4 separate regions of the Homo sapiens genome follow, and regions 1, 2 and 4 are each linked to region 3. The links are chromatin loops, found by intact Hi-C in ENCODE. Cell type or tissue: endothelial cell of umbilical vein. All regions are shown on one strand. Region 1 holds the start of SH3BGRL2 (SH3 domain binding glutamate rich protein like 2). Region 2 has its middle 83 kb from the start of SH3BGRL2. Region 3 has its middle 34 kb from the start of LCA5. Region 4 holds the start of LINC01621 (long intergenic non-protein coding RNA 1621).

Region 1 (8,000 bases), 60 kb after region 3:
CTATAAATTCCTAAAAGAGGAATTTGAAGGACCTGCATGTATTTTCCGACCTGGTCACATATGTTGTAAATTTCAAGCTGCAATAGGTCATGCCGGGGGAAGAACACAAATGTGGTCCAAATATTCCAAATATCTGTGACCAGGTAGCCTGAGAGTTTCCTTTAGAAGGGCTGTGGGTTGACAGGCACCGTATGGCATAACTTAAATAATATCCTAAAGGTAGTCAATTATCATTAGAATATTGATTGATAGCCATTGTTGATACCCATTTTATAGACAAGAAACTTGAGGCTTATGGAGGTGATGAAATTTGCCAAAGGAGAGTCTCATTTTCAATATAATCTTTCTTGACTTTCAGGCTAACATTCTTAGATAGTCTCTACATTTTGAAACTTAAAATTCTTCTCTTGGTTTCTGTGACAGCATACTCTTTCAGTTTTGTACTATTCTGGTTGCTCTTCTACTATTTTTAATTCCTCATTCTTTTTCCAATTCTTAAGTGTAGGAGATCTCCAAGGGACTCTTCATGGCTCCTTCTTGTCTCTTTCCATGTTTTCTTCTTAGGCAAAATAATAGGCTTCTGTAGATTTAGATATATTCAGACATCATGATTTCTTAACCTGGGGTTCTTGGATCTCCCCTCACCCCCAGCCTAAAGGGACTTGATAGAATTTAGGGGGTTCATGGACTTGAATGAGAAAAAAAATCACATCTTTATCTTTTCACTAAACTCTAACTGAAATTTACCAATTCCTTCAATTATGAAAGTAGTTAAGCCATTGTAATAGCAACAACACTGTGACTTTGTTACCAATAGAAATCACAGGCATTTTCATATTTTCCAATGATTGCAAATATCTCAAAATTTTATCTTTTCCCATTACTACTTCAAAATCATGACGGCCGTTTGATCCACCAATCTTAATATTTAATACATTAATAAAGAATCATACATATTATCATATCAAAATTTTAACATTTTGGTAATTGTTTTGCAGTATAGTTTCCTTTGTAACCTTATACTTTCAAATTTTCTATATTTAGAAACTTTTTTTTTTTGAGAAACCACCGATAGATTTCATCAGACTACTAAAGGGTCCTTGGCACTCCTCTTACTCCCACAAAAAAAAAAGGTCAAGAACCCCTACTTTAAAACATTCTAGCCATATGGTCTACCAGGACTTGTAAAGGGGATAAAGTCCTAGGCAACATGGGAGCCACTTTCTTCAAGCCTAATGACCTGCTCAATTTTCTTAGTCTCATCTTTCAGTTTTGGCTACCCGCTCTATCTGTAGACCTTATTTGTCAGATTGGCATCTAATACTCTCTGTGGTCTGATAAGCTGGTGTTGATCTTGGACCTCTATCTTATATCCTAGATTGCATTCTGCTCTCAGGTACTCTTCCACTTTGTTTACCAACTCTGGGTCTCAACTCCATACCGGCCTTGCTGTTTTACTGGATTGCTAACATATTTTCTCCTGCATACAAGGTCAAAAGGTGAACCTTTTCATTCAGGGTGGAAAAAATAGAGGATTCTTCTTGAAGTATAATTCTGATTATATCCTTCTGTTCCTCAGAATGCATTTGGACACAGAGCGCTTATGAATTTCTCAGGGCACTTTTGGTTCCATGAAACAAAACCTATTTCAGGTGGCTTAAGCAAGATGAGGAACTTACAGATATAGGGATATTACACAGCCCTCAAGAGCAGGGATATAGGAACAGGTTGAACAGGATCAGAGATTGGCAAACTTTTTCTGTAAAGGCCAGATGTAAATGTATTAGGCTTTGTGGGCCATACGACCTCTGTCAGTCTACCATAGACAATACCAAGAGGAATGTGTTCCAATAAAACTTTATTTACAAAGCAGGTAGCCACGTGCATTTGACATACAGGTCATAGTTTGAGGACCCTTAGATTACAGTATTGTCAGGACTCTTTCTAAAACTTAGAGCTATTATCTCCAACTCTTTTTTACAAATTCTCTGTTGTTCTCTTTCTACTGACTAGCTTCTTCAGCTTCTCTGATTCTCATGTTGGAAGCTCTGAGCTTCCATGTCACAAATTCAAGCTCTCTTGTTTTCCCAGTTCCAATTCTGAATCTTTAGGGTAGAAATGTTGCTTGGCCTTGCTTGGCTTAGGTGCTCACTCCTAGATCAATAAGCTGTGGTCAGAGGGTTAGGCCCTGCTGTATGTACAGGGCTTGGGGGACCCTTACAACCTCTAGGATCAGAGGAAAGGAGCAGAAATCCCAAGGAGCTGAGCAGATAACCCAGTGAGAAAGTCCTTTGTTGGCATTCATTCAAACCTACTTTTTCAGCATTGTCCTCTACTAGTTCCCTCATATTCCTTTCTGAAGCAAAACCAACTCCTTGCTGTTCTCCTCACACACCCTGAATAGTCTCACCCTGCATCCTCCCTATCTGCAGACAGAAATTCTACTCATCTTTAAAGTACCTTCTATGGCCACCTTTTTCCTTTACATCCACACAACACTGTATTAGTACAGTGTGTCTTGTTCTGTCACTATTTCTGTATCTGTCTTTTTCTTTCCTAGACAATAGGTGCTCTGCTGACAGAGAAATGACTCGTTCAACTTTTTATCCATTCTTGTACCTTTCACAGAGTAGGCTCTGAGTTCCAATTATTTGAGTTTAACTATATCTTCATAGCTGAATAATTCCAAACTGAAGAAAATGCTGACTTTTATAAAGATTTGCATTTATATAGGAAATACGGTATCTACTTTTAAGAAAATTATTTTCTATTTTATAAACGTGCATTTCCACATTTATGGTAGCAAAATTAAAGTACATTTGCCGAGAGATACTAAAGACAGCAAAACTTCTATTTAAAATTTTAAACACGAAGAAGAAATAAAGTCCCATTAGGAGTGTCTCTTCTATTATTGAAGGAAATTTAAAAAGATTCCTACTACAGAAATGGCTTTAAGAAAAGCAATAGGAAAGGTTATAAATTTGAAATATTCATAACTGTTCTAAAAAATACTTCATAATGATTGCTCTTTGTGCAAGAAATGTATCAAAGAGCCAGAGACCTCATCATCTAATTTCTTACTTTTTCTTAATTAACATTGTTCCCAGACCTCTGCTAAACTCCCGTGTTGAAAGGAAAAAAGTAAATACAGTACAGCAGGGAAAACTGGTTCCTTTCGACAAAACTGAGAGAGAGGCTTGAGCTTTTGTCAAACAGAAAGCACTTGATAAAAAACTATTCCTAAACTATTAGCAACTATATAGAAGCTTTTTATTTAACAGCATCCTCCTGGGAAACTGCGCTGGAATGTGCAGCGGTTCTGAAAAAGGCACAGATTTGGCTGAACTGTAAATATTAGGTGCACAGAGGCGAAGCCATTGTGTAGGGAGGGGTGGGGCAGGTAGGGTCCTGATTTCCAATGTTGATAGAAGGATTCCAATTTCGTTTGGTATTTATTTTTTTCTACTACAATTACAGTTTTGCTGAGAAAAATAAAATATTGGTTGTGCTTCCATCTGGGTTTCTAATTTTCAGTGTGTACAGACAAGAGAAGACCTCTCATTTACCCAAAAGAATCACCTTTCTGCAATCTCCAGTGCTACTGGACAAACAAACGAGCCCAACCCCACCGCCCACACCTCCCAAGCACCCGGCTCGCCGATCCCGCCTGCTTCAGGTAGCTGGGGTTTGCCCGGTACGCCAGCGGCCCTGAGACGATGTGTGCCCGCAGCACGATCGTGTCTGTTGGCATTTCTGGGTGTGGATGCTCCAAACCAATAAACCACAATACAGAACCCAAGCTTGGACTTTGAACCGAGCCCTTTTGCCTAGTTTGCTTTTTCCTCATCAAGCCAGGATCCTTGCCAACCCACCTCACAGCTTCTGCCCGGGCTGTGGCTCCCCTCCAGCCACCTGCGCGTGTTCGGGATAGAAGCGCGGTCAGGAGGGGAGCTCAGTCCACCAGCCACTCCAGGGAGAGACGGAAACTACAAATCCCATCAAGCCCCGCAGCCGGCTCCCTCCTCCTCCCTCTCCTTCCCCTTCAGCCTGCGGCCGGGCGGCGCTGGGCTTTTATCTGCGGACCCGCCGGGAGGGAGCCAGATCCCAGCGATCTTCCCCGACGGCAGCGCTTTACCCAGAGGCTGCCGGCGGCTCGTAGCTGGGTTCAGCTCTGCGTCCACGCCAGCCCGGAGCCCGGGGGGCAAGGGGTCTGTCCCGGGCGCAGCGAGAGGATGGTCATCCGCGTGTTCATCGCCTCTTCCTCGGGCTTCGTGGCGGTGAGCGCGGTGGGGGCGGGCAGTAGGTTGGGGTCGCGGGGCGCGGGTCCTGCGGGAGGCGCGCGGCGCTCGTCACTGCGCGTCCTTGCGCTCAGCCGGTCCGCCCGCGGGAGCCCGCGCCCGGCAGGTGATCCATCACACTCCGACAACAATGAAGAGGGCGGGGAGGAAAGGTGGGTGGGGGACCCCGGCCTCACCCAAATGCCCACCCTGCGTGGCCTGAAAGGCAGACAACGCGGCCTGAAAATGGAGTCCGAGGGAAGCCCCCAGCTCCTGTTGTGTGGCATGGAAATTTGGGGAACGGGTTGTTCAAGAGCTTCGGGGATCCCCCTTCCCCTAGTTTAGTTCTTCCCGATTTGGGACCTTCAGACTGGTTATGTTTTGCACGGGAGCCTTTTCTGCTGCTTTGGTTTGTTACCCTAGCTCCTGAATGAAGCAAGTTTAAGTGGGAATTGCTCTCTGTCCTCCCTTCCCCGCCAGCAAGTGCATTTGTTTAGTTTTATACCTGCGCAAAGAGAATAGTAAAACTAGGTTTGTCCTGTTGTGGTAGGATTGTTTGCTTTCACTGTCATTTTTTTTCTTAGGGTGCCATAAATATTTTTACATCTTTATGTAAATGTGTGTGTATGCACGCATTTTCTTTCCACCTGTAATGCTGTGGAAATTTTATCCTGGGGATCTATGAATTGTGGTTTTCTATTTAATTATTTTTAGCTATTCTCTTTGGTGGATGTTCTTGAATTTTTTTAGAGAAAAAAAATTTTTTTAAAGAAAGGAAAGTTAAATAGCTAGAGATGTCAGAATTTAAGGAAAATTCAGTAGTTAGTATATTTGACAGCCCACTAAGGGACATAGCACATGTGTTTTACATGATTATTGAGACTTGGTTTCCTTAACCAAGAGTTCAGCTATAGATTTAAGAGCCTCCTTTGTGACATATATAATCAAGTAACATCAAAAAGTGCATTGTAGATTGCTTAAATTTGGTCTGGTCAATTGTCTGCCCAGTAGCTCAGTCAGATTGTTCCAAAATTTGTTTCTTAAGTGGGTGGAGTGGAGGATGGAATAAAATATTGTTTGAAAATCCTTGTACACCACTGAAGTTTTTTATTTAAAAAGAAACCAACACGATCATACAAAGCCCCTCCACCCCCATTTGCACTAGAAACAATAGATGGGAAAATCCAACTTACACTTATGTGCAGTCATGTTGGGGTCCTCAGACTTCTGACAGTTTCTGGTGTTTCTAGCTATTTGGGTTGCTTAGTCATGCCTGCCTTTTGTAGATTTCCCCACTGAAGCCACACTTCATGTGTTTGCAAACTGGCACTGTTTCAAGGGTAGATTTGTTCAAATGCACTCCTTACTAAGAATGCTACAAAGCTCTTGGTTTCACCACCGACTTGCATGCTTCAATAATTGTCCCAATAGCATTATATTGATTATGGAAGGAATGGTTTTTATCCCTTCCACAAGAGATAAAGCCTAGGCTACTTTGGAGCAAGTCGGACCAAGTCAAGGTAATGACTTGGCTTACTCTATTAGTAGGTAGTATATTGAGATAGTTTTGGTACTCCACATCTTTGTTTTTTCAGTGCCATTGGCAAATATTTATTGCCTGCCTGCTGTGTGCCTTTTTAACTTTTAAATTTAATGTTTTGTGTTTTGCACATGGAGCTAAAATTAAGAGACTTAAGTTTTAGTGTGGGCCCCAACTAGTGCAGTGTAAGCCTGGTTAAGGTACCTCATCTCTGCCTGAGTTTCTCTTCTGTAAAATGAAGGATTTTCATGGATAACTCAGAATTGCACACTCTAGCTTTAAAGTATTTTGACTTCACCAGGTGAGTAAATATGGATGAATCCTTATAACAGCTTCTTTTGCTTGAACAATATACCTACCTATTAGTCTCAAGGTAATAGGTATACCTATACCTATTAGTATAATACCTATTAGTATAATAATATACCTATTAGTCTTCTTTCCTTGGACATTTTATTGTGAAGGCTCAGATCCCCTCAATGCCCTGCCTCGTAGCATGTGTTCTGACATGGTTTCATTTGAGTTAGAAGACATACACAGTTACCACATGCTTACAGACTATAAACACTAATTATCTATTTTAATATTCTGCTGTTTGAAGACCCAGTCTTTTCAGGTTTTAGAAAATCCTTGTTTGTTCAGTCTCCTCAATTATATCTTATATCAATACAGTTATTCATTGAGTCTCCCCAATTGTAGTTTTATCTCCTATATCAGTACACAGTTTATCTGTAATATCCATACTTTTAGTGATGTTAAGGTTATGTTCATATGTAAGAATAATGATTTCTAAGAACCAGTGAGGATATTTAGGTCAATTCTTGGGCTGGCGAGGCTAATGGGGCCAGTAGCATTAAGCTATATTAAGCTTTAGTGGCGTAGCCATGATGTGTTCCCTCCAGAAGTGTTGGGTTGACTGTTGATAGTGTTTCATTTGGTACCCAACTGTGACGAGCAAGTGCATGGGAGAACAAATAATTTGATTCTTGAGTCAGTTTGGTTTTAGCTGAAGTTTATTAAACCACAAGGAAGGGATGTGACCAGAATTAGACTTAGCCAAGTAAGTCCCAGAATTTCCAAAAAGATGCTCCGCTTCAATCATCAATAGATTTAAACAATCTATTTAGAGAAAATCATCCTGTTTTCTTCTGATTCCCCTAAGCTCTCCAGCTTCAGCAGTTGGAATAACTAACACCAAGGAATGATTCCTCTTTTGTCTTCCCTGGCTCCAGGTGAAGTCAGTTTTTACTAGGAAACAAAAGCAATGCCACATTATTATGCTACAGATACCTGAAAAATCGGATTTCTTATTCAACTGACCATGTTGCTACTCATTCACATTGTATTGTAGGGAAATTTTTTGTTCTCAGTTCTAAGAAAATAATATATTCATAGAAATGTCATTTTAAAATTTAATTTATTCTGGATGTATTCCTGAAAGGGGAAGTCTTAGTAACTTTGTCCAGGAAATATGTGAATATGACTTTTTACTTTAAAAACATTGAAATCCGTCAATTATTTCATTTATTCCGTCAGTCAGTTATTTCATTTACTCATTCAACAAGTATTTTCTAAGAGTCTGCTGCTTGCCTAGCTCTGTCCTTGGTCTTCTGGGAAGCCAGAGAATAGAGGGTGTGATCTGTGTCTCCAAGGAATTCACAGGTAGGAGATGAGTTAGGAAAGGTAGTAAAGTACAGCCTAAGGACACATGCTTCTTGCAGGAACATTCTTACCAGAGATAGAAAAATATAGGAGGCAGAGAGATGCATTGCAGGATGTCAGATAAAGAGGAAATGTGCCAGAAATCATAAAATATGCATGTGACAGCCTTAGGCAGATGGCAGGGAGAGGAACTGGGTTGGATTTGGAGCCTGGGAGAGAGTTCTTGAGCCCATCCTGCTCAAGCTGGAAAGGGGGAGCTTTGGGTGGGACAGGGTAGACTCCTGAAAGAAGACTGAAAGAAGCCCATGGTGACAAACTCTGTAGTGCTTAGCATCTCAGAGATGTCTTTAGTTTCTGCAGCTTGTCTGCTGCCTGGAGCCTTTTGTTTCTCAGGGAACATGGAGCTGCCTGGCAGTGGGGGAGCCCTAGTTGTGTGATTTCAGAAGAATCTTTACCTTCCTACTTGCCTTGACTAACATTTCTCAAAATGTAAATAAAATCTTTTACTCCTCATTAAAGTT
Region 2 (8,000 bases), 140 kb after region 3:
GTTATTAACCAAGCTAATGAGTGGCTTATAAGAGATATAACTGACAGGAGGATGCAAGGTTGGGAATATAACATGGGCTTCTGGCCATCCTTACTTTGTGGGTCTATACTCGGTTCCACAAAGCTGTTGAAATTTAATTTAAAGGAAAAAGCATGGTGCTGAAGTGCATACTTACTGCTTATAAAAATGACTTTTCATGTAATCAGTTATTCTGGTGATATACACAAATCTGTTTTTAGAGCTTTGGTCTTAGCCCAGCCCTAGAATTTCTCTTTAATTTCAAAATGATAAATACAAAAAGCCCAATGGTTCTATAAAGGACCTAGGTATTGGCTCTCTTTTTGTTTTTAAGTTACTCCTGTGGCAAATAGGAAATTGAAAAAAAAATTGTCTGTAGCTTCTGACCTATTCATTCACCCTAAAAGGTCTTACTTATAATGGAAGACAAAGAAGGTGATTAGGAAATAGGAGGTGCCAGATCCAATTAAATCCGGTGATTCTGTGCATTCCCAGACTCTCGGTCCATGGTGCCTAGTGATTAAGTGGGTGGTGATAGATGGATAGATGATCCTGCCAGACATCTTCCCTTTATTAACTTTAAGCAAGGCTGAAGTAAAAGAAAAATTAATTTTACTGAGAAAGCAATTGGTTTCAAAAGATGGCTTGTCTAGGACATGTCATTTCTTACCAGTGTCTCTCCGGCTTGATGCTTGAGCCCTTGGTAGGCGCCTGTTTTCTGTTGATTTTCCCATCACTATTTGGGGTTTTTCCTACCAGCAAGACATGTTTATCAAGTCAAGAGTAGCAAATAGGTATTCACAGTACCCCTGCCATTCTGGACTTTGTTGGGAATGAATATGAAAGTAACTTCCAGTGTGGCTCTGTCATATTAGGAGCTTATTATGCAGTGTTTACCTCACTGTGCTGTGGCCAAACCCACAGTAGCAGAGAATCTGTGTTGGCAAGGAGGCTGTACTAGAGGCCTCTGGACCCACTTAATTCATAGGCTCTATGCTATGGATTTTGCAGATGTCTACAAATCAGTGCTTAACATTGGTGTTAGTTCCAGGAGCTAGTTAACCTCACCTCATAACGTCAGAATTTGTTAGGCATTAATATGGAGGCCAGGGACAGATAGGGAGATCTGGGACTATTATTTTACAGAAGTATTAGTTAACTGAACATTCTGGTTTCGCCAACAGCCAAAAGGAAGAGTTACAGCTGGCTTACGATGAAAGCAGACCAAATCATGAGACTATTTATTTTTATTTTATTATGTAACTGCCCACTTATTTCCATTTGATTGATGTTCTTTTATATTCATACACATTTTTTAACCCTTAACTAGCACAGTAAGTTCTGTCACTAATATAACCTTTGGGTTGTTTCCCTGAGAAAAACTCTGGCCTTCATGGGCTCCTTATTAATTTCAGCTCTAAAGTCAGAAATCAACATGAATTGCTTGCCTGACAGAAGTCTGACGGTTTAGCAGTTACTAGATATAGCCCTTAATATGAGCTAACTGCTGTTCAGTATTTTTCTTGGGTAGAGCAAGTGGGTGGATGATAAAAACAGCATGTTCTCTCGTCTTACAATAACCTTGATTGTAGTCAAAGTTCTTTCCTAACAATAACTTTGGTTATATGCAAATCTGTCAGAAAATGACTGCATAAATATTAAATGTAAGATTTGGAAAACATTCATTTTTAGATATATGTGTGTGTGTGTGTGTGTGTGTATGAACATATGTACATATATAGGGGGACATTAGTCTTAATTTTTAGTTCTACTAAGTCTCAGTTTAAAAAAGTGAGAGGCAGGTGTGGTGGCTCACGCCTGTAATCACAGCACTTTGGGAGGCCAAGGCGAGGGGATTGCTTGAGTCCAGGAGTTCGAGACAAGCCTGGGCATCGAGGTGAAACCCCATCTCTATAAAAAATAGAAAAATTAGTCGTGTGTGGTGGTCCACGCCAATAGTCCCGGCTACTTGGGAGGCTGAGTGGAAGGATCACTTGAGCCCGGGAGGACAAGGCTGCAGTGAGCCATGATTGCACCACTGCACTCCAGCCTGGTGAGAGTGAGACTCTTGTCTCAAAAGAGAGAGAGAGAGAGAGTGATGCAAGGACTGTCTTTAAATAAAACATTCCAATTATTCAGGTCTCCGCCTAGGCTATGAAATGTGACCTACAGCATCCATCAGAAGTAAAATGCAATAATTACACATCAGTGTAATAGGAAGAATATCATGCAATGCCATGGCATAAATAAGGACACTCATGAAAAAAGGAAACAATTCTAGCATAAAGAGGAAAAATGGAACTGACGGTTTTTGTAAAAGCTTGTCGCATATTTTCAAATCAAGACAGGCAAGTCTTCCAAATTTAGCAATGTGTAGAAACATTCTCATGAAATCAGAAAAGGGGGTACTGGAGGGCAGGTTTTCATCCTTTCCAAACTCTTCTAAATTCTCCCACCCAGCGTTCATTTCAGATTCAAAATACCATACACTTACATTTATAAATTGAAATTTTAGAATGGGAAAGGACCAAGTGTTAGTGACTAGTGAAGTTTCAGGGTATTTCCAGAACTCTAAGTGCATCTGCCCTTTAATGTTTGCTGCCACTTGCTTTCAAAAACCCAAATCAACTCATAGTTGTTTCCAAAAAATGCATGCAAATCTAGTGGAAGGGAAAATACCGCAAAAAAAAAATAGTGCTGTATTAAAAAAACAATTATTTATGTGTCTGTGGAACTGGGTGCACCTTTAACAAATACTTCTGATAGTCAAGCAAATCCAGAATGTTCTAGTGCTGACATGGGAAACAGAACTAAAGAACAATATATAAAAGTAATCAGGTATATCATTTACTCTCAGTTAGAATTTTGCTCAAAAAACTTGAGTTAGTATGGAGCAGAAGAAAATGGTGAGGTTCTGTGATTAAATATATATATATATAATATATGTATTTGCTGTATAATCTTGAAAAAATACTAAATGTGTGGCACATATGTGTACAGCCGAGTGCCCTTTGATAACAGGACTTGGGTGGTAGCGACACCTAGAGGCCTCATCTCTGAGTATAGTTACAGGGTGGGCTTTGTGTTGCATTTTAACCCTCACCGTGGTAAATAAAAAAACCTGTGAAGATAGCTGTGAAAATAAAATCTACCCTTTAAAAAAGTCTATTATAGTATATGAGATTTATTTATGTTAAATTGGAAATGAAGGTCTGGGGAAGGGGAAGCTGCAGTATTTCAGAAAGTTACTTAAGCGGGTCAGGAAACCTGGGTTCTGGAAGGAGGTGGGCATTCCTCTCCTTTTGTTAGGGGGAACAAGGAGGGGGAGACCTGACGGGGAGCAGGAGCCCATGGCCAGAGGCATTATGCTCCAATTCACATGATTGCAGTGTTCATTCTCAAGGAGTTCTAGAGAATTTTAAAATAAATCATAGACCACATAAGATTCCCTATAGCACCAATCACAGGATTTTGCATTGGTTAGCAATAGAAAATACGCACATAAACATGACTTTGCGTTTTGGTGGAGTGCTGTAGTGCGGAGCACACTGCTGTGCTAGCTGGGCCAGCAGAACGCTGGGGACAGAAGCCATGGGTGTGTGAAAGGTACCTTTCTTGTCAGGTCTGAGAGCCATCACCTGGGGTTCCCTTCACCTGGGCTTTCCATGCTGCTCAGGGAGATAGAACATAATGACAGAGAAGATGAGCCCAGAGGCACTTTTCTATTCATGCGTTCTGCAAAAGAACATTAATCGAGCACCTTATTGGTTTCCTATACCCAAACTTAGTAGCTTAATTAACACAACGAAAATATGTTTTGGAATTCAGGAGGTCAGAAGTCTAAAATGAATCTCACAGACTAAAATCAAAGTGTCTGTAGGGATGCTTTCCTTTCTGTTGACTCCAGGAGAAAATCCGTTTCCTTGCCTTTTCTAGCTTCTAGAGACCGCCTATAAGCCTTGGCTCAAGGCTGCATCACTCTGACTCTGACACTCCTACCTGCATCTTAAAGGGACCCCTGTGATTACACTGGGCCCACCCACGTAATAATCTAGAATAAACACCCCATCTCAAGATCCTTAATTCCATCTGCAAAGTCACTTTTGCATATGTAAGGCGATGCATTCACAAGTGCCAGAAATTGGGACGTGATCTCTCTGGGGGTGGGCTTGAGGGAAGGAGGGCAAAGGCATTATATCCCACTTACCACAAGCATTATATAAGCCTACACGTAACCAGGCACAGGAGATATAAAGTCTCTGCCTCTGATGGGATGGGATTGGGGTCATGCAAATAAATCAGATTTTCCGGCAGTGCAAAAGACTACAGATAACTCAGGAAGAGGCTAGCTCAGCTGAGGCAATCAGTTCACATACCTCAAGCAAGTGATATTTGACTTAAGTCTGACAAATCAGGAAGAGTTAGACAGATGGGTGGAAAGGGAGTTTTAAGCAGAGCAAAGAGCATATGCTAAAGTATAGAAATGTATAAAACAGCTCAGCAGTTTCCATGATTAACAAGATATTGGATTGTGTTGCTGAAAGTGGCAGAAGATGAAACTGTACCTAATGGCTCAACTGTGTTAAGAAAGATTGTTCTTCCTCTGATAATATCTGTTCTGGGCTCAAAAAAGAGGAGGTTGATCTTCTCTTACATAAACATTGCTTCCCAGTGTTCATGGTGTTGGAAATTATGTTCAAACCTGGTCAAACAGCCAAATGTATTTTAATCTACCTTTTTATTAGCCACTTCTAATGATAAAAGAAAAAGGAGCTACAAAGCTAGAATGAAGATAAGCAGTTGATGATCCAATGAAATTATTAAAAGACAGTTTCTAGAGAAAGATGTATAATATATTTTTCATAAGGCTCTTAATATAGTTCTGTTCTCTCACCACTGGCCTCATGAAAATTTTAGTGAGATTTTTATTAAGAAAAAAAGATCACCATGATAAAGACCCAAAGGTGAATTGTTAAGAAATGTGAAACAAATGTGATATTATTGAACCATTTCATACTAACAGCTTGTAAAACATCTATTTCTCTGTTATTAGGGAAATTTTATTTGATTTTTATCTTTTTAATATGGACAAATCTACAGCTGGTGCCTATTTTCCTGAATGACAAAAGATATAAGAAATGTGGCTAGGAAATTGTGAAGGTCAATTAATTCAGTCTCCTGACCTACTCAGACCCCTTGCCTGCAACGTTGGTGAGAGGCGTTTCATAAGTAAAGCACAAAGTTTAATAAATATCTGAAAGCTCATTTTGTGCCAGGCATTGTGCTGGACCTGCAGGAAACAAAGAGAGTAAGATAGAGTTTGCCCTCAAGGAACCACAGAGTGGCTGCAGGGTAAGGGTGGGGAACATATATGTGTAAGCAGCTCCATTATTGTCTATGTCAGATGATATAATTGAAAAGTGTCCAGGATGAAAGTGCTACTAAAACAGTGAAAGGACACTTACCTAATTCTATCTTGGAGAGTCTGCCGGAAAGGTCTTGTTAGAGGAGGTCATTCTTAAGATCAATCATGGATGAATGAATGAATGATCAACCAACTAATTAATCAGTAGAAGGAAGTTTCCTGGGGAAGAAGGCTGGGAGGAGACAGCATTGGTCAGAGGCAATAGCATATGCAAGGGATCGAGGTGGAATAAAGGTTACACATGATAGAGGTATCACAGATGTATTCTGGGCAATGGACTAGATTGTAATGAGCCTGGTATGCTATACTATAAGATTTGAAAATTAACCTATAAACCCCCACTACTCAAAGTGTGGTCCGAGGACCAGCAGCATCACATGAACCTTGCTAGACTCCACTCCAGGCTAGAAGCACATTTTAACAAGATCCCCAGGTGATTCAGGGTCACATTAATGTGTGAGAAGCACTCCTGTAGATATTGAAAAGCATTGATGGATTTAAAGTAAGAATGTGAAGCAATCACATTTGTGTTTTCAGGAAATCACAGAGTTTGGCAGTGAGAAGAGAAGATGAGGTATGGGAGAAGGTGATGTGGGGAAGAATAAAGGCTCAGAGACCATTTAGAAAGTTAATTTATGGATGATAAGAGTTTGAACTAGGGTCATGGCCATGGAGATGTCTTATTAACTCTTGGGGAAATGGAGAGTAAAGGACTCAAATGTTCTAGCTTGGTTGACAGATGCAATTACCCAAAACAGGGAGCTTAATGAAGCTCCTTTTGGACATCCTGAGATTGTTTGAAGCACAGGTGAAACAGTCAGGTGGATAATTTCACCACTGAACAGCACCGTGACTGTGACAATTCAGGAAGCTCTGAAGAACAGAAAAGGAAGTAAAATCTGAAGAAGTAGGAAAACCAGTAGAAAGCATTGTATGGAAAGCCAAGGGGAAGAAAGTCTCAGAGAAAGGTCAGGTCAAATGAACACTAGAGCATATTCTTTAGATTTGACATTCTGGGAGTTTGGGGAGAATTCCTTAATTATTAATGTACCAAAAATTCAGAAATAATTACTGAAATTGAGCAATAGTGAATAGAAATAGAATAGGGCCAGTGGTAGCCAGAGAAATTTACTAAAAGCAATGTAAGTTGGGACACGTATAATTCTAGTAGCAGGTGTTATTTTTAAGGACTCTCATGGAAGCAGTTTAGCCACTTAAACATGAGGATGCTTTGGCAGAAATCTTATAAAAGCCCACTGAAACATGGGGAGCCCAGCAATAAGGTAAAAACTGAGAAAATGGAGATCAGAGATGCTTAAGGCTCTATAAAGATTTTCACAGAAGGAAAACGGATGAAAGAAAGGAGTGAATCTTCTTTTTAAACTGGTCATTTAGAACGACATAAGTTTTGTGCTGTCTCATTAAGAACAGGTATGTGGAGTTAAGCCTTCTTACTGTCTTATACAACTAACAGCTTCTCAGTCAGCTGTTCATGCTACACAGTGTATTGGAAGCTCGCTGCATTTCACTCCCAGGTGTAATTCTTTAGTGTATTAGAAACTGGGGAGGCTTCATTAGGTTCTTAATTAAGTATTAATTTATCATATTCCGCGAGCTACATTGAGCTATTTTTTAAATCACAGTAATTTACTCTTTAGTATCTTCAAAGAAATGTATGCTTCCAGGGATCTTCTACCCAGGAAACAAAGCCACACATATTGAGCACCTGCTATGTTCTAAGCAAATGGCTTTCAAATTTTTTGACTATGAGCCACAGTGAGAAATATATCACATATCAAAACCACATACACACAGACACAACACACTCCAAATAATACAACTATATTAAATGATGTTTACTCTTTTATTGTGCAGTGCTCTTGACACTTCTCATTCAGTTTGGAGGCCCGCACTGCTGAAGGCTAGACCGTGGAACATGATTGCCATGGTTGCTCCACCCTGGCTGGCCCAGTCTCAGAGAGTAGATGGCACCCCTTTTCCCAGCACTCTCAGTTTTCTACAAGGGCAAGTGATTGAGTGGCTGGAGGGAGAGGAATGGGAGTCTGACAGATACAGACTGGAGTTCTTAGTGCCAAAAGGACAAAAAGCTGGATTCCACTTCATTACTACTTTTTGTCCTCGTAGCAATCATTTTACTTCTCTAGGCATGTAGACTGTCTACGAAGACAGCTGCCAATACACTTTTCCACCTCGTACCTACAGACCACTTCCCCCATCAAGAGGGAACGTCTCTTTTCCGTCCCTTAGAATCTGGCTGGCCTGGTGACTTACTTTGACCGGTCCAATGTGGTGGAAGTTCTAATTTTAGGCCTGAGCTTTATGAGACTTGGCAGCCTTTTCTTTCACTGTCTTGGGCTCCAGCTACCATGTAAAGGAGCTCAGGCTAGACTACTGCATAGTGACAGACCACGTGGAGAGACCCAGCCAGCCTCCCCACACGGGAAATCCCAGCTGACATCATGTGGAACTGACCTGCCCAGCCGAGCTGATATATCCTGCAGAATCATGAAAAATTATAATAAACTGTGGTTGTTTT
Region 3 (8,000 bases):
ATAGAAAAATTATAATGAATGAAACTAAATCTTCAGAAAAAGTTTATTAAATCATTTTTGTGGAATCTGATAAACTAATTCTAAAATTTATTCAAAAAAGCAAAAGGTCAAGAATATCTAGGAAGAAAAAAGCCAATACACTATTGAAGAAGAAATGTACATATAGAAGTAGAGAGAATTTGCCAGTAATATTTCCAGTATTATTTAAAGTTTCACTAGTATGTTACTGGTACAGGATAGGTAAATATACCAATGAAACAAAAGCAGGAACCTCAGTGACAGGCCTTTACATATGTGAAAGAAGACTGGGCTGCAATTTTAGAGAGGTGTAGAAGAAACGGACAATTTAATAAACAGTGCCTGGAAAATTCATTTTCCACAAGGACCCATGTCATAACCAAAAAATAAATTTCTGGCAGGAATTTACTTATACTTTTTAAAACTTCCTGAAGAAAATAGATTATTTTTGCAAATGTATGTTACAAAAAGATTTAAAAAAGAGGCAGAATCTGCAAAGTAAAAGAGATAAATACAACTATCAAAATTAAAACTTCTGTTTATTGAAAGACACCATAAAAATGTGAAAAGACAAAAGACAAGCCATAGACTAGGAGAACACTTTTCTAACACATGTTAATTAGAATAAAATATTAGTATTCTCTATATTTTTATAACTCCAGTAAAGACACAGAAACCAATAGGAAATGGGCAGCGACTATGGATATCCATTTCACAGAAGAGGAAAAACCAATGACTAGTAACATAAAAAGATGTCCAACCTCATTCATACTTAGAAAAAAGCTGAAATATCATTTTGTACCCAAAACATTGGCAAAAATTTTAAAGCTGACAAATCAGCTTGCTTGTGAAGGTTAGGGACAACAGGAACTGCTAATACTGCTAATGAGGGGTTAAATGGTCCAACCCCCTTTGAGAATAATTTGATTATATTTAGTAAACCTGAAGATGCGCACACCTAACACCCAGCAATTCCACATGTAGGTATACACCCCAGACTATAGAAACTCTCACATATGTGCAAAAGGACACAGGTACTAAAATATTTATTGCAGCACTGTTTTTAACAGTAAAAAATTGGAACCAACATAAAGGACCATTGACAGGAGACTGGAGAAATAAACTGTGGTATATTTATACAATGAAATATTTAAAATATAGCAGTGAAAATGAATAGACTATAGCTTCATGTGTCCACGTGAATGACTCTCTCAGACATAATGCTGATGAAAATGAAAGTGACAGAATATATAGATTGCAGTTTCATGTATATGAAATTCAAAAACATGCAAAACCCAACAAACATATTATTCAGGAATACATACATTTTTATAACTACAACAAAAAAAATTGGAGGAATGATAACCCATAGCTCAAGATAATGATTACCTAGGAAGCAAGGATGGGAGTAAGTTGAGAGGAGTGATGATGCTAGGTGGGTACACAGGAGACTTCAAAAATATGTTAAGAGTCTTCATTCTTTTCTTGTTTTTTACTCTTTTTAAACTAACTTTTTAATTTTCTGTAGTAGGAATTTTATTGTGGTAAGAGTTTTCATTCTTAAGCTCAGTGGTAGGTGGGAGCAGGCTTATTTTATTTTTCTTATCTATATTGTACATACTTATTTTATATTCTTAGTATGTATGAAATAATTAAAAATGAATTTTTTTGTTACTATGCATAATATGTGTCAATGGAAAGAGTCAAACTGTAGAATATTGGAAGAGATTTATTCTAAGCCAAATATGAGTAAGCATGGCCTGTGACACAGCCCAAGAGATTCTGAGAACATGTGCCCAAGGTGGTCCAGCTACAGCTTGGTTTTATGCATTTTAGGGAGAATTAAGACATCAATCAATACATGTACGATGTACATTGTAAGATGTACGATATACATTGGTTCTGTCCAGAAAGGTGGGACAAATTGAAGCTTGGGGTGGATAGTTCAAGGTCATAAGTCAATTCAAAGAATTTCTGATTGGCAATTGGTTGAAAGAGTTATTACCTAAAGACCTGGAATGAATAGAAGGGAGTGTCTGGGTTAAGATATGCAGTTGTGGAGAACAAGGTTCTTATTCTTATCCAGGTAGCAGGCTTCAGAGAGAATAGATTGTAAATGTTTCTTATCAGACTTAAAAAGGTGCCAGACTCTTAGTTAATTCTCTCCTGGGTCAGGAAAAAGACCTGGTAAGGGAAAGAGATTCTCCCAAGAGACAGCTTTGCAAGGGCATTTCAAAGAAATATATTTTGGGGTAAAATACTTTGATTTCTTTCAGGGCCTGCTATCGGTTATGTTAAGAGTCTGTTTTGTTAGTCTTAAGGTCTCTGTGTTAATGTTAATGCTGGTCAATTGTGCCTGAATTCCAAAGGCGGAAGGGTAAAATGAGGCATGTCCAACGTTCCCATCCTGTCTTGGCCTGAACTTTTTCAGGCCAACAACTTTTTTCAGGTTAACTTTGGAATGCCCTTGGGTCAGGGGGGTGCTTAGAATTTTATTTTTGGTTTACATATGTATTAAGCTAAATAACCTTCTTCTGGTTTGTATCCTAATTCTAAAGTGGGTTTCTTTGCCTAACTTGTCCGAATGCATACCTACAGTAGTCTCTTTAATCACAGTGTCTGCTTGGTTCCAATTACTGTCTGTAAAGGGAATTCTGTCTTTATACCTGTATCTTCCTTTGTAGAGAATTTACACCCAAACTGTATAGAGTAAGACTGTCAATGGGAACACGCAGAAAGGATAGTTTTGCTGAAATTGAGGGCTGAGATTACGGATAAATTGAGAGATTTCTACTTTGCTTTGTGCTGAGTAGCAATGGTTTTCATGTCTACAATTTTTAAATAACATTAAAAATAATCCATTTCCCCTTCCTTTTTCACAACTCTCCCCACACTAAATATCTTTAAGAACATATGGTAGTTACAAGGAAAAGCCAAGTGAATATCTGAAACATTAATGTGCCATGCTGCTATCATTACAAGAATAAAGAAAACTGGGAATCCAGAAATCTCCTAACACAACAACTGTTGCCTGCCAATTCTTATATCAAATAAAAATCATCATCTAGGGCAAGGATGGTTGCACGGTGACTAAGCAGGCAGATGGCAGGTGTGAGGCAAAACACTCTGGAGTGCTAGCTCAAATCATTTTGCATTACTCACTGCTGGAAAGATAGGGAATCAAAAAACAAATTGCACATTGGACTAGGAGTAAAATACTGAAAACTCAACTCACAGAAATATAAAAGGTAAAGAAGACAACCACAATTGTAAATGTCATGTTGTAACTTCTAAAGCAAATTCTTTAGGTCTGCCCTGTGATCTTTCTCTGCCTCCATCTGATTTAAGCCTCCTCTATCTGTCCTTGTGATTCACAAGAAGGTAATTGTTTCTCCACTTTACCAACCCTGCCAGAACTGGGACCACCTGTTTCAAAAGTAACCTGGCTGCATTCCTGAAGGCAATGTTCCAAGGCTAGAGATAAGATGTTAACCACCTCCTTGCCTGGCAAGAACCCATGGTGGTTCACTGCCTTAGCAGTGGGTCAGTTCCTGGGAGTGAGCAAATCTAATTTTCATATATTAGATTCAGGGAAAAAAACAAAAACTCAAGCACTCTGTTTTATTTGCATAACTGCTTTACATATTGCTATCATAAAGGAGATTAGCTTTAACGAATATGAATGTAATTATAGAAAAGGGCCCTAGGTGGAGCCTCAGTACTGGTGGCAACAAATGGAAGAACAAATTGAAAATACATCGAAGCCCTCCAAAAATTACATAATTGCATTTTATAGAACTAACCTGTTTGTTGTTATTGTTGTTTCTCCAGCATAGGAAACAGCTGGATATAAAAAAGATGCTTTGTTAGTTAAGAATAAACCTTAAAAGAGCTTTGTTCTGTAATCAAGAATGAAAGCGCATTAATGCTGGTATTCTGTCTCTGATGGAGTTTCTACAAGGCAGTGTGTATGGTAGAGAACTGTCCCTAACCTTAGCACATTCTCCTGAATGAACGTCTCTCCTTTCTCCTTATAAGGACATTGCCACTTGTTTATCTATTTACACATAGTAAAACCATCTTACATTGTAAAAGAAATAATCAGGATTATTTTTAAGATGACTTGCTTTTATTAGATTATAAACACAGAACCTGTAAGAAGTCAAAATCACTTTTTTCTGGTTTTGTTTTGTTCTGCTTTGCTTTGTTTGTCACCACTGACAAATAACCTAGACAGACTTACTAGGTTTTTTTCCCAGCTTTATTGAGGTATAATTGGCAAATAGAAATTGTATATATTCAAGGTGTACAACATGATGATTGGATATACATGCACACTGTAAAATGATTACCACAGCCAAATTAATTAACATATCCATCACCCAACCTAAGAAATTAAACACTGCAAAAACTTAAAATCTATTGGTAACACCCTTTGATCACAGCCAAGTCCCTTTACCTTCATGGCATAGTTAATTTGGTGTTTATGATTTAAGTATATGTATAAAATTGTACTATATACATATATATCATTAAATAAAACATAATGTATCAATACTTCTAAACTTATATACTTGGTTACATACTATATGTGTGTTCTGCAATTTCTTATTTTCTCAGCATTATGTTTGTGAGGTTTACCCATAATGATCTAAGAAGCTCTATTCATTTTTTAAAAAATAAACTCTTTTTTTGGAATAATTTTAGACTTTCAGAAAAGTTGCAGAATACAGAGAATTTCCATACACCATTCCCCCAACCTCTTCTAATTTTAATATCCTACACAACAATGGTACATTTGTCCATACTAAGAAATTCACATTGGTATGTTTTAATTACCTAAACCACAAACTTTATTTGGATATCACCAGTTTTTCCACTAGTGTCCTTTTTCTGTTCCAGAGTTCAATCCAGAATACCACATTGCATTTAGTATTAACTCATTTTTTCTGCTGTATGATTACACTACAATTTATTTCCTCATTATGTTGATAGATGTTTAGATTTCATTAATGTACCTGATGATATCGTTGTATACACATATGATATCTTCGTGCACGTAATATGTAAAGCATGCTCTTCAAAGTAGTAATATCAATTTATTTACAGTCTCACAAATATATTAAATTTCCCACTGCTCCAAATTCTTTCCAACTCTTGGTATCATGAGATTACATTTCTACCAATTTTATGGGTATAAAATGGCATCTATTTTTATTTTATTTTATTTTATTTTATTTATTTATTTATTTTGAGACATAGTCTCACTCTGTCGCCCAGGCTGGAGTGCAGTGGCGTGATCTCAGCTCACTGCAAGCTCTGCTTGCCGGGTTCACGCCATTCTCCTGCCTCAGGCTCCCGAGGAGCTGGGAGTACAGGCGCCCGCCACCACGCCCGGCTAATTTTTTGTATTTTCAGCAGAGATGGGGTTTCACTGTGTTAGCCAGGATGGTCTCGATCTCCTGACCTCGTGATCCGCCCGCCTTGGCCTCCAAAAGTGCTGGGATTACAGGCGTGAGCCACTGCGCCTGGCCTATTTTTATTTACAATTATTCTATTACTAGTGAGATTGAGCATTTTCATGTGTGTTCATGTTAATTGCTATTTGATTTTTTGGTAGGGATTTGTAGACATTTTATATATATGTACACATACTCTATGCTAAATATTTGTTGCCAATATGCATTGCAAATGTCTTCTCTAGTTAGTGGTTTGTCTTCTCTCACTTTTTAAAATGGTGTCTTTAGATGCACAGACATTTTAAATGTTAATGTGGTCTAATTGATTCATAATCTTTTCCTTAAAGGTTTCATTTTCTATTTATTGATATCAAAATCTTTCCCAACTCTGAAAGCACAAAAATATTCTTCTATACTTTATTCCAAAAGTTTGAAGATTTTACTTTGTATATGTTGGTCTTTACTTGAGGCAGATTTTGTACATCATGTGAGGTAGAAATCCAATTTTATTTTTCCCTCTGTATAGATACCCATCATCTCAGCAGTATTTATTAAATGGTTTATCTTTCCCTACTGATCTGCAATGCCACTGATGTTAAATCTCAAGTTTCCATACGGGCCTGGATCTGTTTCTGGATTCTTTGTTCCTTCCACTGTTCTCTTTTCCCTATTCTTTTGCTAATACCACACTATTGTAATTATAATATTTTTATTATTAAGTCTTAATATCAGGATGAGGTCCCACTTTGTAGTTTTTCTTCAAGAGTGACCTGGTTATTTTTGCCCTATGTTCTCTCATTTCTTTGGAAGGATTCTAATGACTCCTTCTTTGTTAAAGTCCACAAAACAAAACAAAAACTTGGTGGAATCTGGAATTGTGATGAATTTGAAGGAAAATTGATATCTTTATGTTCCGAGTATTTGTATCCACATACATGATATATTAGTAGGTCTCTTTTAAAGTATCAATAAAGGCTTATAAATTTTTCTTAAAGTCTGCACAACTATTGGTAAATTTTTGATACCTTATTTTTGTTTTTAAATGTTACTTTAAAAATTATATTGTATAACTATTGCTGATGTAGAGGAATGCAATTGATTTTCATACATTTAAACTTGCTGAATGTATTACTATGTTTAACAATTTGTCATTAGTTTCTTTTGGGTTTTCTCTGTGGAAATTAATTTTTTGCAAATAACACAGTTTCAATTCTTCATTTGCACCCTTTGTATGTTTTATTTGTGTATTTCCTCTTGAATTCTCTAATTACTAGGTACAAGATTCTATGTGTGTCTGTTTGGGTCAGCTATTGCTGTTGTTGAGTAGGAAAAATAATTTTTCTCCTGAGCCCCTTATAGTTCTTAGCTAGAACACCGCTAACAAAAAGCAGATTAAGAGGAGAAAAACAAGTTTATTCATGCTTGCAGAGCACATCATGTGGGAGAATCCTGCCTGAAAAGTAATTCAAAGCAGTTATTTAGAACTCTGACTTAAATTATTAACAGCATCTTCAACAAAGAACAATAAATTTGTGGAGAAATGACAGGACAAAGGAAAGTGGTTTTAGCCTTCCACAGGTGGGAAACTGTGGGAAGGGAATATATGGGGAGAAACTAATGGAATGAGGTTTGTTTGCAGATTCTCTGGTGCCTTCTCTCCAGAAATCAATTCATCAATGAGTTGCTAAGTTATCTCCAGTAAAGGAGAATTTACATCCTGTCTTTGGGCAGAACAGCGGGGGATAGAGAGAGATTTTCCTCTCTTTGTTGCTATTCAATTGCCTTCAGCTCAAAAATAATTTTTATGTCTAGGAAACATTTTTGGGGTAAAATATTCTGGTTTTCTTCTCTGTGTAACAAACTATTCTAAAATCTAGTGGTCCTTCAGTTTGGGGAGAAGAAAAAGTTCTGGAGATAGATGGTGGTGATTGTTATAAAACAATGTGAGTTTACTTAATGCCACTGAAATGTACACTTAAAAATGACTAAAATGGTAAATTTAATGTTATGTACATTTTACTACAATAACAGATCACTTAGTGATGTAACAACAATTTGTTGGTGGTATATCTTATGACTCTGGCATTAGGAATTTATTCAAAGCACAGCAAATACAGGTCTTTGATGTCTGGGGCCCAGCTGGGATGACTCAGATGGTTGGGGGTTAGAACAGCTAAGGGCTGGCTGGACATCTCTCTCTTCTCTCCACACAAGCCCCTCTAGGTGGCTAACTTGGATTTTTTCATAGCATAGCGGTCACAGGGTAGTTGGACTTCTTACATGGCATCTCAGGTCAACCAAAAATCAAAATGAAAGCTGACAGTCCTTACAGATTTGTCCCTGAAGGAGTATGATGTCAATTCCACTGTACTTGATTGATCTAAGCAGTCAAGGGGAAGGAAGAAGACCTACCTCTCAATGGGAAGAATAACAAAGAACTACAGCCATCTCTCATCAACCACAATGTCCATTTAGATGAAGCTTTTTCAGTTCTTTTTTTAAAAAACTATAGTCACCTTGCTG
Region 4 (8,000 bases), 240 kb after region 3:
ATGGCTTATGTGTTCAACCTAGCAAGGAAAAAGTTAGCATTAATTGGTACACTCTAGGCTCTCTCAAAGGAACAGGCACTTAGAGCAATTAAGTCAGATGCAGAAAAACAGCTCTGCATTGAAAAGCTGACAGCAGGACTCCTGCACAATATACGTAATGAGTGGCTGAGGACTTTAATGGATCGAGGCTTGGAGACTAATGGACAATTAATGTAAAACAGATGACTTCCCTTGGAGATGACAGTCTTTTGAAAGGCGCTTCACCTGCTGCTCGAACAAATGCGGCTAAAGTGAAATGAAAACAGGAACGTGGTCTCATTGAACGAGGCTAGAGCTAGTATTTGTGTCCCTGCTTTCTCCTTGAATAGTTTCAAAAACTAGGTCAGGAATTTAACAATTCCCTGCAGCTGGTGGTGCAAGCCCCCTCTCGTGGCCTCCCGCCATCCAGGGTGGCCTGAGATCACTGACTGTGCCTCTTGAGCCTTTTGAGAAGCTGCCCTAGCTCGCCTTGTTTAACAGGCAAAAAGAAGACAGGACATATTATAGTGTTCCAGCCTCACTTTTAAAATGACAACAAACCACCCCAACATAGAAATTGCAGTAAATACATATTGGAACATCTATTGGAAATTTAAGAACATGGTTTCTTCTCAAATTAGGCTATTTTAATTTTAAATTAAGATAACTGGAGTCCTTCAAATTTAAGCTTTATAAGCACAGACAGGCTCCCTCCTTATGATAAGTGGTTGTGTACCGAAAGCAAATAATTGTTTGCAAAGAGAAACTCATTTCCTATAGAAACAATGCTGCGGTGGCATTTAATTTTCCACGTGATCTTCCTGAAATCTGTTTAACCCAGATGGAAGCTTAACACAAGTCAGCCTGAGCCCTGGGTCCTGGAACAGGGAGGAGTCAGCTACTCCTGTGGGAGAGGGGAAAGAAGAGGGAGACAAAGATGTTTCCCCCTCTTAGTGGGAAATGGGATTGGACTGAGCTATAATTTTGAGTTACAAACTAATCCTTGGCAATTTTCTATCTTCTAACATCCCTTTACTCAACACTCAAGAAATCAGTGCCTTATGTCATTTAAGTCGCTAGGCATTTCACCCCTGCCCCCAAGCCCCCAACTCCTCTCCTCACTACAGATGTACATATCTTAGCAATTCCCTATTTGTTCTCCTGTAATTTTTCTTCCATTTTCTCATAACAGTACATCTCATCTAGAAATTGAGGAAAGCAGCTTGTATGGGCTAATGAACACCTTTGGTTGATGGCCTGAGCACTCCCAGAAGCCTCTGCATATTAAAGAAAGAATTGCTTCTAAACTCACATGCATGTCCCATTGACAGAATTTCTGTAAGAAAAAAAAAAATCAAGTCAAAATTTCAGGTATCTAATTCAAAAAAACCCACAAGTGCAGGAGAAACGTATTAGGATATTTGTTATAGCAATGAAAAGTAGAAACCACGTAGAAGTCAATGAGAAAATGCCTTAAGTGTGATATATTCATATGATGTCAGATTATGCAGGAGTTATGTGGGTACATTAGAAAATTAGCAAACGTCACCCTTTTCTCTCAGCCTGATTAGGTTTCAGCCCCCATGTGCCTGCTCAGCAAGACATGGTTGAACAAGGGTGAGATTTGCACAGCTCAGTTTATAAGCTCTGCCCCTCCCTGCCAAGTGAACACAGAGCCACGGCAAGGGTAGAACTTGTATTAAGGCCACAAATATTAATATATGTAGATTGTATGTTTTAATCCAGAAATTCATGTAGTTGATGTGGCATCTACTAAAAGTTGGGTAGGCAGGAAATACCTATTTTCTTCAAATCAAATTCAATATGGCTGCCATCCCCTATGTCACTGAATTGCAAGAAATTCAATCTTCATTATTTGTTTCCTCCCCTCCTCCCTGGGTTTACCTAAAAATTGGGAGGATTATTTGGTGCCCAGAAAATGAGCAAGTCTCTCAGTGGGTCCAGAGTGCTCTGAATCTTCATTCCGAGGCTCTAACTGAGGCGGCTGGCTCTCCTGGTTCTGCACCAAGCTGCTTCCCTTCAAACAGCATTCTCACCTGAGTAGCAGCTTGACTGGGGGCAGTGCCAAGAAAGGGGCTTTGGGAATGTCCCTTCCTCCCATTTCAAAAGCTTCCATGTTCCCTGGACAAACTCATTGACCCATTCCCGCCCGTGCCAGCCCTCTCAGTGAGCTCAGGTTTCAGGCAAGGGAGGTAGGTTTCCAGGTGGCCAGGAGGAGCAGTTACCTTAATGCAGTGGTTCTCAGCACGTGGGTCCCGTAGTTACAGTTAGAAGGAGAAATACCTAATGTAGATGACGGTTGATGGGTGCAGCAAACCACCATGGCATGTGTATACCTATGTAACAAACCTGCACGTTCTGCACATGTATCCCAGAACTTAAAGTTTATATATATAGGCCAATTCTTGATTCTTGAACTCCATCCCAGACTTGCTGAATCAGAAACTGGGGGCACAGGCAGCATGCTGCATCTTAAGCCTTAAAGGAATCTTAAAGGTCAGGGCTTTCTGCTCTGACCTCACAACAAACCACCCAGAGGGCAACGGTTCTGGCTACCTCCTTTAAATAGAGAAGGGAAAAATAGAGAGGTAAAAGCAAAACAGTCCTCATTCTCTCAGATACCTCTATAGCAGCAAAAAAATAACAAATAAAAAAACCCCACATATATACCTTAATGATCTCTCCCCTCTGATAAGGCACTGTGTAAAGCAAAGTTGAGATTTATAAAGGATAAAGAAAACCTGAACTCATTTGATCCACACGCCACCAACAAATCCTCGCCCCTACCTTCCAGGTTTAAGAATTCAGGAGGCTTTATCCTAAAAAAAAAGCATGCTGAGAAATAAAGGTCAAGTATTTAGACTAGGCTGTTCCACATCTCCATGGAATGAAGAAACGTGTGGACACCCCTGGAATTTCAATTGGTTCTCCTTTTACAAGGATTTTTATACTAATCAAGATGGAACCAGCACATAACTTCCTTATACTAAAGAATTTCATATTAAGAAAATACAATATCCCCCCAATCTATTATATCAGATAAATGCTAATTTTTATCACATCATCTTATTTCAACTTTGTTATAAAGGCTTGATTCATGCAAAAGTGGAGAGTCATCATTTTTGTTCTTAAACCCAATTAAATGTCACTTCCTGATTCATCCTCCTGCTGCTCCAGATACTTCTAACACATTTCAGACCTGAAATTTTTTAAGCTGCTTCTTCTTTTCCAAGTGATTTTAAGAACCTAGCATTAAAACATAATTACATGGCGGAAAAATACTTTTGAAGCTGCTCAGTGTGACTTTTTTTAATAGTGAGTTTTCTGACTTGCATGCCTCAGAGGATGATTTTCTGGGCTGTGTATAACTTGACAGCATCTCTGCGAGCCCATTAGTCACCTTACAAAATTGCATGAACTCTTTTTGGATCCCTGGGGTAGCTAAAACTTAGCAATAAATGAATGGATTATGCTTCATACAATCATATTTTTAAGCTATATATTAACAATCAAGACTGTTGAACAGTTTTTGGCTTTTGAGATTACAGTCACAGTTATTACTCTATAAGACTCTCTTTTTACAGATTCAAAAGATTTTATAGACAAATGAAGACTGAATTGGCCTCCAAGTTTTACTTGAGGAAATCCAGGCTATAGATCAATTCAGACCTTGATGAAGGTCACACAGCGTGGTTTCAGTGCAGCAGGAATTGGACTCACAGTCCCCCACGCTTTCCTCTCACTGCCAATTGTCAGGTTTCAGCCAATTCTTAATTTTTCACTGGCCAGAAAGTCAGGCCATTACCTTCCATCACATGATTGCCACCTAGTGGCGACAGTGGTCATTGATGCTTATGCAGTGACTGGACTCAAAGGCCAGAAAAGAAATAGAATAAAAATTAAATCATCTTTAAAATGTATTGAGAGTCTACTATTCTGTTAGGTGCTTTATTTATTTCATTTAATCCTCTAAACATTATAAACTAGGAATTTTTATCCAAGAAGAAATGAAGCTGAGAGAGATGAAGAAACTTGCCCAAATTCAGGCTGCCTCTATCAGTGGGGCAGGAACTGGATCTTCTTCCCTGGACCTTAGTCCCTGTCCTGTAACTTTGACCTACATATGGTTGGACTCTCCTAGATCTTAGCAGTCCTTTCTGATCTGTGATATTCCTCAGGCTGCAGTGACTGGCTCAGAGAAAGCCAGTAAGACCCACTGACACTTTCACTAATACAGTCCAGGAAGAGGCAGGTACTATTTTCCACTCACACAGATAATGGTAAAAACAGTGTGAGCCTGGAAGCTGTCTAAGCTCTGCAAAGCGGAGCTGGGAATCAAGTCACCATAGAGCAAGAAAAGCTGAGATAGAGAGAAACTGAACCTGGTGACATCCCTTGTGCCCCCAATTCCAGTTGTGTTTGAAGCCATGTGTACTGCTGGGTGTTTCAGTTATGAGCCAATAAATGCCTTTATAATAATAAATGTTAGTGTGATATGAGGTTTCTGAATTTGTACTAAAAAGTCCTGACTAATACCAAGGATTGGTCCTTTTTCGGTTCCTTCTTTTTTCCTACTTTCAGCTGTCAACAAATCAACATTTGCATTGTGCCTATGCTTACAAGGCATAGGTCTGTTTTCCAAAACCTGTTGTCCTATTCTTGGAGTTGTAATACTTAAGTGAAAACATTATTTCAAAATATTTAAATATAATTTTTAAATAATTAAAATTTGGTTCTATATAAAAAAATCAAATGCCTTGAAAAATATTTGATTTCTCATCCTAAGTATCATCTCCACTAGAGCAATCAGGAAGTTTACAGTCTAAAGCAATTATTCTTTCATTAAGGCAAGAATTCAATAGAGCTTTGGGGCTTGTGAGAGAGTCTAGCCATCTGTCCAGGATTCACGTCATTATGGTTGGAGGAGTGTGGTGGGCTTTGTCAAATGAGATGTATTCCCTTGAGAATATCATGCATTTATTCCAGGCAAGGTCAAGACGTATGAATATTTTGGGAAAGGTAGCCCTACAAATCAATATTTTTAAAGAAAATATTTGTTATATATTTTTGGATAATGGGAAAAAATAATTTCTTAAAATTATTTATTGCTTTCTTAATGTTCAGAATAAGAAATTTATTACATGCAATTTTCTAAACCAGACAACTTCTTGGGAAGTGAATTGTTTACTATTTCAGTGACAAAACCAATAACTTGATGCCAGAAAACAGTACCACGCTTACAGTTTGTTTTCCCAATGTTATTGCCTACCCACTTTTAGAGACTTTCCTAGTTGGCTTGAGGATTTGTTTGCTAGTGGCCTGGCTGATAGCCCTCCCAAGCAACATTCAAATACCTATCACAAAACTATTTACCAAAGATGTTTCGGCTCAGCAAAGGAAGTTTTTAGTTGTTTGCTTGTTACTATTTGAGGCTTCCGTGTCAATGAAAGGCATTTTGCAAGTAATGTATAAAACCATGAATAGACCCTGGCTACTATTTTTACTAATGTGATGGTTAATACTAAGTGTCAACTTGATTGGATTGAGGGATACAAAGTATTGCTCCTGGGTGTGTCTGTGAGGGTGCTGCCACAGGAGATTAATATTCCAGTCAGTGGGCTGGGAAAGGCAGACCCACCCTTAATCTGGGTGAGCACAATCTAATCAGCTGCCAGCTCAGCTAAAGTATAAGAAGACAGAAAAATTTGAAGAGAGACTGGCCTAGCCTCGCAGCCTACATCTTTCTCTTGTGGTGGCTGCTTCCTGCCCTTGCACATCAGACTCCAAGTTCTTCAGTTTTAGAAATCGGACTGGCTATCCTTGCTCCTCAGCCTGCAGATGGCCTATGGTGGGACCTTGTGATCATGTGAGTTAACACTTAATAAACTCTCCTTTGTATATATCTCTATTCCATTAGTTCTGTCCCTCTAGAGACCCCTGACCAATACAACAGATTTATCGCAGTGATGTTTTAAAACTATTTTAAAGATTATTGACCAAGGCAGCTCTGTCTTGCTGGCTTCTCCCCTCCCTACAGTGCTCCAGATTTTCAAGTTGTTCTCTGAGAAGCCTCAGGAGGAACCAGAAGAAAGGTTCGAGTGAGGGTCTGTCTACCATTACAACTAACCGTTCCCTCCGTTCTTCCCATAAAACCAGAACAGCTTTGCTCTGAGCTCTTTTTCTGTGTATTAGACTCCTTAAAAGATTTTCTTTCACCAATTCGCAATTGTCTGTTTAAAAGCGACTACCTTCTCAGACTTATGCTAAGGCATTGTGATATTCTACTGAACAAAAAAAGGCACGCACGCTACATTTATGTTGTAGTGGAGGAAATAGTCAATATACAAATAAACAAGAATACACAAGATCATACTGATGGAAGTGAGTTGATAAAGAGGATAAAGTGATAGTGTGATAAACAGTGCTGAAGGGGGCATACAACATTAGAAAAGGTGATGAGAAAATGCCTTGCTGAGAAAGCAATATTTAAATAATTTATTTGATCCATTAGAAGAGTTTAACCAAAGCCGGGACCATGGCTTATGCTTATAATTCCAGCACTTTGGAAGGCCAAGGCAGGAGAATTGCTTGAGGCCAGGGGTTCAAGGCCAGCCTGGGCAACATAGGGAGACCCTGTCTCTACCAAAAAAAAAAAAAAAAAAAAAAAAAAAAAAAAAAGTAGGGCATGGTAGCACATGCCTGTGCTCTCAACTATTCAAAAGGCTGAGGTGGAAGGATCCCTTGAGCCCAGGAGTTTAAGGCTGTAATTGCACCACTGCACTCCAGCCAGGGTGACAGAGTGAGACACCCGTCTCTTAAAAAAAGGGGGAGAGTGAAACAGGAGTAATATGACCCAACATTTTAAAAATCATTTTTGTGTACCTGGTAGAAGGAGTCACAAGGGAGTGAAAGCAGAATAGCCAGTAGGAGGCAATTGAGATCATCCTGGCAAGAAATCATGGCGGTTGGGATTAAGATACTAGCAGTGGGGGCCGGGCGCGGTGACTCTGGCCTGCAATCCCAGCACTTTGGGAGGCCGAGGCGGGTGGATCACGAGGTCAGGAGATCGAGGCCATCCTGGCTAACACGGTGAAACCCCGTCTCTACTAAAAATACAAAAAAAAAAAAAAAAAAAAAAATGAGCCTGGCGCAGTGGCGGGCGCCTGTAGTCCCAGCTACTGGGGAGGCTGAGGCAGGAGAATGGCGTGAACCTGGGAGGCGGAGCTTGCAGTGAGCAGAGATGGGGCCGCTGCCCTCCAGCCTGGGCGACACAGCGAGACTCTGTCTCAAAAAAAAAAAGATACTAGCAGTGGGGATACAGAGAAATGGATACTTCTGGGCGCATTTCACAGGATGACAGAACTTACTGAGGATTTGGAAACAATGCATGAAGTAAAGAAAGGAAACAAGGATAACTCCCAATTTTTCTGGTTTTGAGCAGTTGGATGAATGGTGATGCCTTTTACTAAGATAAGAAACACAGGGAAAGAAACAAGAGTGAGTGGAGACTGTAGAAATAAGGTTTTATTTGGATAGTTTTGGTTTTAAATACCTTATTTAAGCCAAGATGCACAGTAAGCAGTTTTATGTGGAGATGGGAACACAAGAGAAGAGATCAGTCCGTTTAGATCTAGTTGAGAGTCCTAGATCCGAATCACTGGGGAGAAAGAAATCATGAAGACATGGACCCGAGGTTATGTTCCAGGCATTCAAACAATTAAAGTTTGAGCAGAGAAAGGGGAGGTAAGATCACACAAAAATCTAAGAAAATTGATGGATTCTGCTGAAAACAACTCCCACCTCCCAAAAGAGAAAATAAATCTGCAACAATTATCATGGATGTTACCAGCACCAAGCCTCAGGAGTACTCAAAATCTGTTTGGGCAGAAGCAGGAAATCTTGGCCAGTGATTCAAGAAGGATACCAGGAGACTTCAGTGAAGTCTGGTGCTTTTAAGGCTT

What was found. Hi-C counts contacts between places; a loop is a spot of excess contacts. Peaks named below come from ENCODE experiments on the same cell type or tissue, not always from the same donor. Only the 100,000 strongest peaks of a DNase experiment are listed, where the experiment ranks them.
Region 1: it touches region 3 in a loop (2.8-fold over the local background); 11 of 110 quality-filtered maps call a loop at or near these places.
Region 2: it touches region 3 in a loop (10-fold over the local background); 77 of 110 quality-filtered maps call a loop at or near these places.
Region 4: a loop joins it to region 3, with 9 times the contacts of the local background. A loop is called at or near these places in 36 of 110 quality-filtered maps.

Annotation. Positions count from the first base shown.
Region 1 is chr6:79,627,230-79,635,229 of GRCh38, forward strand. SH3BGRL2 (SH3 domain binding glutamate rich protein like 2) reads left to right here and starts at 4,100. Exons shown (of 4, transcript NM_031469.4): 1 at 4,100-4,277. The coding sequence starts at 4,233. In endothelial cell of umbilical vein, no CTCF peak of the experiment used is centred here; DNase peaks (open chromatin) are centred at 4,022 and 7,582; H3K4me3 peaks cover 1,346 bases; H3K27ac peaks cover 1,247 bases.
Region 2 is chr6:79,710,823-79,718,822 of GRCh38, forward strand. No RefSeq gene overlaps it. Among named protein-coding and RNA genes, the nearest start is that of SH3BGRL2, 83 kb to the left of the region's middle. In endothelial cell of umbilical vein, a CTCF peak has its summit at 3,091 (motif pointing left); a DNase peak (open chromatin) is centred at 3,059.
Region 3 is chr6:79,567,213-79,575,212 of GRCh38, forward strand. It overlaps a transcript of SH3BGRL2 not described here. Among named protein-coding and RNA genes, the nearest start is that of LCA5, 34 kb to the left of the region's middle. In endothelial cell of umbilical vein, a CTCF peak has its summit at 3,723; DNase peaks (open chromatin) are centred at 3,099 and 3,719; H3K27ac peaks cover 407 bases.
Region 4 is chr6:79,810,197-79,818,196 of GRCh38, forward strand. LINC01621 (long intergenic non-protein coding RNA 1621) reads right to left here and starts at 2,050. Exons shown (of 5, transcript NR_131786.1): 1 at 1,924-2,050; 2 at 1,331-1,354. In endothelial cell of umbilical vein, a CTCF peak has its summit at 3,856 (motif pointing left); a DNase peak (open chromatin) is centred at 3,835; H3K27me3 peaks cover 437 bases.